Regions from separate parts of the Homo sapiens genome. Here region 2 is linked to region 1. The links are chromatin contacts, found by POLR2A ChIA-PET in ENCODE. All regions are on one chromosome and are shown on one strand. The core of a region is the stretch at or near the end of the contact, and the rest is flanking DNA. Distances in the headings are between cores, read along the strand shown.

Region 1 (4,617 bases), core at 433-2,932:
CTGGGCAACAAGAGCGAAACTCTGTCTCAAAAAAAAAAAATAAAAAATAAAAAGAACCAATTACCTAGAGGAGGGCCATATATATAACTTGGTTTGCTTTGAAACTCAAGACTGCTTCCCTAGGATATGGAATTCAAGCTGAATGAAAAGTTGTAGAGCTGGATGAGAATTTATTTCTCTCCGTGAAGGTATAATAGCATCACCCCTATAAGAAGATAAGCTCAAATACAACCAAAATTTCGATGCCCTACGCCCTGCCAGTAAGGGAGGAAAGCAGAGGTTACGATTTACAAGTAATTCTCTATGTGTTCTTTGGGAACCAGGATCCTCTGAGTCAATCCCTTCCAATCTCCTAAGTTTATTTTTAAAAATCTGAACCTGGCCACCACTTTACATGATGAGACTTAGAGACTGGTATCACAGCTTGATTTCAGAAGCTTACTTTCAAAAAAAATTTATTCAATGAATACACAATATAATTCCATTTCGAGTGATTAAAACCTATTTGTTGTTTAGAACCAAACAAAACTACAAGAAAACATTTTCAAAACCTTTTTTTTCAGGCTGAAGAAATCGTTTAATCCATTTTAAAGAAATCTCACATGATGTTCTGTCGGGATTAAAAATATACACGGAAAAAAATAAAACAAAATATATACACAGAAAGAAGCTCGCACAGAGTCAGGCGTGCAGCAACGTCACACACTCATTCCTTTCTGTTTCCTCTGGACACTCAAAATGTGAAAGCAAGTAAGAGGGGGGTGGTTAACCAAACCTTTTGGTCCAAGGAATAAAATTTCTTTAAAAAATTTAAAACGTCAAAACCTGCCAGAATAAGACAATAGAAGAGCGTATCGTCAGGCGCTGGGAATGGCACCACGACAAGGCATTAATGTGGATTCACTTGCACAGCTGCTCTCATAAAAGCTACACGATTCAGAGGTAACCCTAACTATCCGCAATCCCAACCAAAGTCATGTTCATGCCGCTGTCCTAGTCTGGACAATCATCTGTCACTCATCCAACACAGTTATATACAGAATGCGCAGTCCCAGCAACAGTGTAGATTACAGCAGGCGTTCTCTACCTGGACTCATGATTGGATTTCATTTCTAAATTACATCAGAGCTTTCAAAGATTGAAATACACAAATCTGCACTACCCAAGCCTCCTTGCCTGTACGGGAAACAAATCAGAAGAGCATTTATTGGGAACTGACACGTCAGGCCTCACAGGTGCTGGGCAGGAATCACAGAGGCTTGCTCTGCATCATGTCTTCCGTTAACCTGAAGCTTTGGGTTTATTGTGTTTGGCAAACCACTCGTCACTTTTATCTGCTGCCATTGCCTGTAAAATAGAAATAGAATATACACTGACTCCAAGCCTGAAAAACAAAAGACATAGCCCACTTTATATCTCACTGTACTGACCACAATAAAAAAAATTAACATTAAAAAAAGGACCCAAACCCCCGCTCCAAAAAAAAGAGAAGAGAAATAAAAAAAATTTTTTAACATTTAAAGAGTATTAATCCAGTACAGAGTGTTATGTTCAATAAGGCAAGAGATACTGGTGATAATGAGCAACTGTGGATCCTCACTCGGCAGAGTCAAGGGCAAACCAAGCCTGTAGCCAGGAAGTGTGGCTGGCGGACCAACGAGGTCAGGGACCCGCATGCCAGGCGGTAGGATCTCTGGTAAAAGAGCAAGTCCTGCCACTCACAGCATCTGGGCAGACGCTCAAGAATCTTTAGTGTCATGAAACTCAGTCTGATAGTGAGGCCAAATATGAAACTCTACGTGATGTTTTAGTGATGAAGCCTGGAATGATTCCTTTTTCGTAAGTCTCCTCCCGGCCTACTCTTCTGATGTTGGTTCTGTTTAGTTTGGGCATCTTAATTAAAAAGGAAGCCTTAAGCCGTGCCCAGTGGTCACACCTATAGTCACAGCCACTTGGAGGCTGAGGCCAGAGGATCACGTGAGCTCAGGAATTCGAGTTCAGCCTGTGTAACAGAGTGGGACCCCGTCTCATATACATACATACAGATACAAATAAAAATAAATGAATAATACAAAGCCTTAACAATAATGTTTTGGTTCCACAAGCATCCCTTTCGTTGTTTAGTAAGGACAAACACTCATTTATGTAGTCAAAAAGAGCCAGGTACCACGCTGGGTTCAGATGTGGCAGCAGAGACAGTCGGAAGCTTTGAGGAGTGTGCAGAACAGCTGAGAACTCAGATATGGAAACAAGTATTTTGCATGACAGAGTGTGTGTACGCATGTGTGTGTCTTGAAGCATTTGCTATAATATCTACCTCAGCAGGAAGTCACAAGATGAGGTGGCAATTGAAAAAGAAGAAACAAATATATTTATTATTTAGAAACAGTGAAGGTGAAAGTGGCTGTCCTAGGTAGTGTGACTCAGAGTTGGACCGTTTCATTTCTAAAAAATCTTAGTACTATCTGATTTATTATCTTGATGAAAATAAGAATTTAAAAATCAAAGATATGCTTAAAAAAACCACAAGTCACAAATATGCACGTTTCTGTCTTTTAGGAGCCATAAAAAGTGGGAGGAAAGAACAACTAAATTATTTGGAGAACCTAAGAAAGCTTTTTTTCTTTTTTGAAATGGAGTTTTGCTCTTGTCGCCCAGGCTGGAGTGCAACGGCGCCATCTCGGCTCACTGCAACCTCTGCCTTCTGGGTTCAAGTGATTCTCCTGCCTCAGCCTCCCAAGTAGCTGGGATTACAGGCGTACACCACCGTGCCTGGCTAATTTTTTGTGTTTAGTAGAGACAGGGTTTCACCATGTTGGTCAGGCTGGTCTGGGACTCCTGACCTCAGGTGAGCCACCCGCCTTGGTCCCCCAAGGTGCTGGGATTACAGGGGTGAGCCATCGCGCCCGGCTGAACCTAAGAAAGCTTTTAAGTGTTGAAGGACAAGTAAAAGAGGAGAGGGAAAAAACCCTTTGGGTTGGATGCAAGAAGAAGTATCTTAGCTAATATAACCAGTTCAGTGGGACTGGAATAGGGATGAGTTAGGGGACTTAGGGAGGCAGGTGGGAAAGAAGGTCAGAGGGTAGAGAATGTCCAAAAATGTCACATGCTCTGTCAGAGAGTTTGAAATTTATCTCAGAGGCAAGAGAGAGCTATCGGATTAAACGGTTTTAAAAATTACTGGCTGTTTGCTTTGGGACAGACCGTAAGTTGACAATGAGGCCTTTCAAAGGGAAAGCTGATAGGCAGAAGACATTTCAGAGGTAGAACTCACAGCTCTTGGTGACTAATAGCTAAAATAATTTAAGGATGAGGAGAAATAATGGTCAAAAGTGACTGTCTGTAAATCTAAAACGACTATTAAATGTTAAAAAACAAAACACAACAAAATAACACCAAAACTGGCTCTGAGGATTCCAGCGTGAACAACTGGGATCACAGACACGCTGTACTGTCCAGGGAGGGAGCAGGGCGCAGAGGAAGAAAAAGGACTAACTGTAAAGCCTGAAAGGCTTCCATCCAGGCCCCGGCCTGCACCTACTCAGTGCGTGATCTTCAGGGATGAAGGGGAATAATTTCATCACCATCCAGGCCCCGGCCGGCACCTACTCAGTGCGTGATCTTCAGGGATGAAGGGGAATAATTTCATCACCATCCAGGCCCCGGCCGGCACCTACTCAGTGCGTGATCTTCAGGGATGAAGGGGAATAATTATTTCATCACCATCCAGGCCCCTGCCTGCACCTACTCAGTGTGTGATCTTCAGGGATGAAGGGGAATAATTTCATCACCATCCAGGCCCCGGCCTGCACCTACTCAGTGCGTGATCTTCAGGGATGAAGGGGAATAATTTCATCACCATCCAGGCCCCTGCCTGCCACTTACTCAGTGTATGGTATTCAAGGGTGAGGGCCAATGACTTACTCATTCTTAGCCTCGGTTTCCTCATTTGCAAAGGCTGATGCTATCAACCTTGCAGGTTATATTAAGAATCAGAGAATGTGGCTGGGCGCGGTGGCTCACGCCTGTAATCCCAACACTTTGGGAGGCCGAGGCAGGCGGATCACGAGGTCAGGAGATCGAGACCATCCTGGCTAACACGGTGAAACCCCGTCTCTACTAAAAATACAAAAAAATTAGCCAGGTGTGGTGGTGGGCGCCTGTAGTCCCAGCTACTCGGGAGGCTGAGGCTGAGGCAGGAGAATGGTGTGAACCCGGGAGGCGGAGCTTGCCGTGAGCCGAGATCACGCCACTGCACTCCAGCCTGGGCGACAGAGCGAGACTCCGTCTAAAAAAAAAAAAAAAAAATCAGAGAATGTATATGAAGCACTTAAGGTTGGATGCGGTGGCTCACATCTGTAATCCCAGCACTTTGGGAGGCTGAGGCAGGTGGATCACCTGAGGTCAAGAGTTCGAGACCAGCCTAGCCAAAATGGTGAAACCCTGTCTCTACTAAAAATACAAAAATTAGCTGGACATGGTGGCGGGTGCCTGTAATCCCAGCTACTCGGGAATCCCAGCTACTCTCCTGAGGCAGGAGAATCACTTGAACCTGGGAGGCGGAGGCTGCAGTGAGCTGAGATCACACCACTGCACTCTAGCCTGGGCAACAGAGTG
Region 2 (4,650 bases), core at 918-3,417, 98 kb after region 1:
ATCCTCCTCCCAAAGTGCCGGGATTACAGGAGTGAGCCGCCGGCCACGCCCAGCCTACTGTTCACATTTCTACCAGTATCCTGTTCACACTGCCTAGGTTTTCTCCAAGACAGCTGAGGCTTTCTCTACAGCTCTCCTCTTTTCTTTCTGAGCCCTCCCCGGAACTGCCTTTCACATTCTGTTCAGGGCAACGTAGGCCTTTTCCATCATGAACCTCAAAACTCTTCCGACTTCTACACGTCACCCAGTTCCAGAGCTACTCCCACCACTTCAGGTATCAGTTACAGCAGCACCCCCACTTCTCGGTACCAATTTATTTCTGTCTGAATCCATTCAAGCTGCTACAATAGGACAGTGCAGACTGTGTGGCTTAGGAACACAAAAGTTTCTTTCTCTCAGTTGTGGTGGGTGGAAGTCGAAAGTCAGGGCACCAGTGGACTCAGTGTCTGGTGAGGGCATGATCCTCACAGATGGCGCCTTCTTGCTGTATCCTCACATGGTGGACGTGGTCTGTCTTGGACCTTTTCTTTTTTCTTTCTTTTTTTTTTATGAGACGGAGTCTCGCTCTGTCGCCCAGGCTGGAGGGCAATGGTGTGATCTCAGCTCACTGGAACCTCCGCCTCCTGGGCTCAAGGGATTCTCCTGCCTCAGCCTACCGAGTAGCTGGGACTACAGGCACGCACCACCACACCCAGATCATTTTTGTATTTTTAGTAGAGACGGGGTTTTGCCATGTTGGCCAGGCTGGTCTCGAACTCCTGCCCTCAGATGATCTGCCTGCCTTGGCTCCCAAAGTGCTGGGATTACAGGTGTGAGACACCACACCCAGCCTAAACACCAACTATTCTAAAGCTGAAGTTAAGGATTTGTTTAAGACATACCTAAAACTACCGTGAAACCTTCAGTTTTCAAGAATATTCTAAAAAGCTGAGCATAAAAGCTGTAGCTCTCTTTCTCAATGGTCACCACCATCCCAGATATCACCAGGGCCATCAAAATAGGGCAGGGGGCAAGCATCCTCTAAGTGGAATTCTTCACCGATACCTGGTAGAGACCTCCTCTAGGTGGCACGAGTATCCCTCACTAAATAACACTGAATAGAAGAGTGAGAAGGTTATTCCTTTTGTAGTTTTCTTTCGGTCCTTCCAATTACTTTAAGAGAAGAGTCTTGCTTTGATGTCAATAAATTACTAACGTTTCTCTAACACCTGCTCATCTTCCTTTTTAACCAAAGATATAAATCTTTTTTTTTTTTTTTTGAGATGGGGTCTCGCTCTGTCGCCCCAGGCTGGAGTGCAGTGGCGCAATCTTGGCTCACTGCAGCCTCGACCTCCCAGGCTCAAGTGATCCTCCCACCCCAGCCTCCCGAGTAATGGGGTCACAGGTATGCACCACCACACCTGGCTAACTTTTGTATTTTTGTGTAGAGACGACGTTTCACCATGTTGCGGCTAATTTTTGTATTTTTTCTATAGAGATGAGGTTTTGCCATGTTGGCCAGGCTGGTCTTGAACTCCTGAGTTCCAGGGATCCACCCGCCTTGGCCTCCCAAAGTGCTGGGATTACAGGCATGAGCCACCACGTCCAGCCTAAATCTAAATTTTTAAAATGAGTATATTTAAAGAAAAATGTAAGTAAATGGTAATATAGCTGGTATTGACATGAAAGAACCACAAAGGTGATACTGGACGGCTGAGCTATAGAAAACAGCCCTACAGGCTGGGCGCGGTGGCTCACGCCTGTAATCTCAGCACTTTGGGAGGCTGAGGCTGGTAGATCACGAGGTCAGGAGATCGAGACCATCCTGGCTAACACGGTGAAACCCCATCTCTACTAAAAATACAAAAAAATTAGCCTGGCATGGTGGCGGGCGCCTGTAGTCCCAGCTGCTGGGGAGGCTGAGACAGCAGCCTGTGTGTGAACCTGGGAGGCGGAGGTTGCAGTGAGACAAGATCGCGCCACTGCACTCCAGCCTGGGTGACAGAGCGAGACTCCGTCTCAAAAAAAAAAAAGAAAGAAAGAAAGAAAAAAAGAAAACAGCCCTACGGCTTACACACGAAGGGTCTGAGATGCTGGTTCTCAGGATCAGCTATGACCAGAGGAAACTTGTTAGAACAGATTGGAGTTCCTGCTCTTCCCTCACTCTGTTAATTTGCTCGATTGCCCTCAGGCTTCTCTTTCTATCCCATAGCCAGCCAAGAGCAGGCAGGGGCCAATTTTCTGGGTTTCTTGACCCTACTTTGAAGGCTCTCTGGCATGATACAAATGGATCCCATCCACCAAGGAGGAACTGACAACATGATTTACTATTGGAAGGATCTGGTTCGAAGGCCATGGCACCTCCACTGTCTGGGAGAGTATCTTTACCAAAAAAACTTGCCACTCAAGAAACGGAGCAAGCTATTCCAGGAAATACTTTCAGATGCAGTTTCCCGTCCAGCTCTAGTTTGAAAATGAGGCCTTCTCAGTCTGAGCCCACAACCATATTTCATGGGCCCCCTCCCTGAGATGTGTTTATCCACGCTGACCGATAGTTCAAAGCGGTCGTTTGGAAGTGGAATAAAGAGTCGCTCTCTAAATTCACCAAAGGAGTTAAGACCAGGAATACTGGAGCGATTCCGACTGAGGTCACGGGGAGTTTAGGGGAAATTTTTGGTTTGGGTTTTCTCCTAGTTTTAATTGCTTATAAAAGCTCCTTAATGTCAAGTAAAGAACAACAACAAATGTGAAAAGTTGACTTCCCCAAGACGTTTATTCAAAAGAAAAAAAAATGGTTCCCAGCAACCCTTATGCAGGAGGGAGGGGATTAGGACCAGATAATCTTGTATGAAAAGGAAAGGGAAACGCAAACTACTCAAATACAAAACAACAGCTGCACGGACGGGCCTGCCAGAGAAACAACTGATCTGCTCTGTCACGACCTGTTTCACGGATCCCAGATCTGCTCTGGGGACACCACAGTCAGCTCCACTCCCATCAAACGCGATTCAATGGACCATCCAAACCAAACTCAGGCTGCTTCCTTCTCTCTGAAAGGCCTGGCCCTCAGGCCGTTCCAGACACCCCTTCCCTGTCCTCCACGGGGTACTCTGACTTTTCATAGGTGACTAAACAACAGGCAAAACCGAGCAAATTAACAGAGGGAAGAGCAGGAACTCCAATCTGTTCTAATGTGTCTCCTCTGGTCATAGCCGATCCTGAGAACCAGCATCTCAGACCCTTCCTTTGTAAGCATCAAGCAAAGGGCCCAGGGCAGAGAGGTGTGGGTTACTTCTGCAGTAAGGAAGTTGGAAAGGGTGAGTCAGAAGCTAAGGAAAACGCTCACTCCCGGCAGTGAAAGTGAGCCTTCTCTTTGTATATTATGTTATATACTTTTAACTTTAAAAAATTTATTATTATTATTATTATTATTTAAGACATAGTCTTGCTCTGTTGCCTAGGTTGGAGGGCAGTGACCTGATCTCAGCTCACTGCAACCTCCGCCTCCTGGGTTCAAGTGATTCTCCTGCCTCAGCCTCCTGAGTAGCTGGGATGACAGGCGTGTGCCGCCGCGCCCGGCTAATTTTTGTATTTTCCATAGAGACAGGGTTTCGCCATCCTGGCCAGGCTGGTCTTGAACTCCTGACCTCAGGTGATCCACCCACCTTGGCCTCCCAAAGTGCTGGGATGACAGGCGTGAGCCACCGCGCCCGGCTAATTTTTGTATTTTCCATAGAGACAGGGTTTCGCCATCCTGGCCAGGCTGGTCTTGAACTCCTGACCTCAGGTGATCCACCCACCTTGGCCTCCCAAAGTGCTGGGATGACAGGCGTGAGCCACCGCGCCCGGCTAATTTTTGTATTTTCCATAGAGACAGGGTTTCGCCATCCTGGCCAGGCTGGTCTTGAACTCCTGACCTCAGGTGATCCACCCACCTTGGCCTCCCAAAGTGCTGGGATGACAGGCGTGAGCCGCCGCGCCCGGCCTGCATAGTTTTGACTTTTGAACCTCGTAAACATTTTACTTTTACTAAAAGAATAAAATCAAGTCAAAAGTAGGAGCAAACAGCAAATCCTAAAGTTTAATATGAGCAGAAACATGTGACCCTAACTCTAATAGTAACTATTACCTATCTAGACAAAAAGGCAAATAATTTAAGTGACTTTTGGATCTAGCTCTCTGACTATTCCTCCTTTCTTGGATGTGATCTAAGGACAAAAAGAACTGAAAAGAAAGTTTGAACTTGACTTGTTAGGATCACTGCTGGCCATGATTACGGATGTTGCAAATCTGTAAACAAGGTTATCACAGTGGGATGAGAGGAACACAGATACGGACTGGGGAAGTAAGGAAGGGCCCTGGGCAGCTGGTTCTGAGTGCAACATATCAGTATCAACTCAAGATTTTAAAACACATTTAAATTTCTCAGCTCTTTCTTTTTTTTGAGACACAGTTTCACTCTGTCGCCTGCGCTGGAATGCAGTGGCACCATCTCGGCTCACTGCAACCTCCGCCTCCTGGGTTCAAGTGATTTGTGTGGCTCGGCCTCCTGAGTAGCTGGGGTTACAAACAAGTGCCACTATGCTCGGCTAATTTTTCTGTTTTTAGTAGAGACGGGGTTTCACCATGTTGGCCAGGCTGGTCTTGAACTCCTGAACTCAGGTGATCCGC

Evidence for each region. ChIA-PET counts read pairs that join two places held with the same protein, here RNA polymerase II (POLR2A).
Region 2: POLR2A ChIA-PET joins it to region 1 with 11 read pairs in T-cell. The contact joins two enhancer-like sites. POLR2A ChIA-PET finds 5 or more read pairs at or near these places in 3 of 52 experiments (BJ, HCT116 and T-cell).

Annotation. Positions count from the first base shown.
Region 1 is chr17:758,892-763,508 of GRCh38, forward strand. GLOD4 (glyoxalase domain containing 4) reads right to left here. Exons shown (of 9, transcript NM_016080.4): 9 at 439-1,347. The coding sequence ends at 1,282. Among named protein-coding and RNA genes, the nearest start is that of GEMIN4, 8.9 kb to the left of the region's middle. Within about 2 kb of position 1,683, at least 4 of the 41 ENCODE cell types and tissues checked have a DNase peak (open chromatin) inside an H3K27ac peak, as active enhancers do.
Region 2 is chr17:856,729-861,378 of GRCh38, forward strand. All of the region lies in intron 1 of NXN (nucleoredoxin), which reads right to left. Among named protein-coding and RNA genes, the nearest start is that of MRM3, 77 kb to the left of the region's middle. Within about 2 kb of position 2,168, at least 12 of the 41 ENCODE cell types and tissues checked have a DNase peak (open chromatin) inside an H3K27ac peak, as active enhancers do.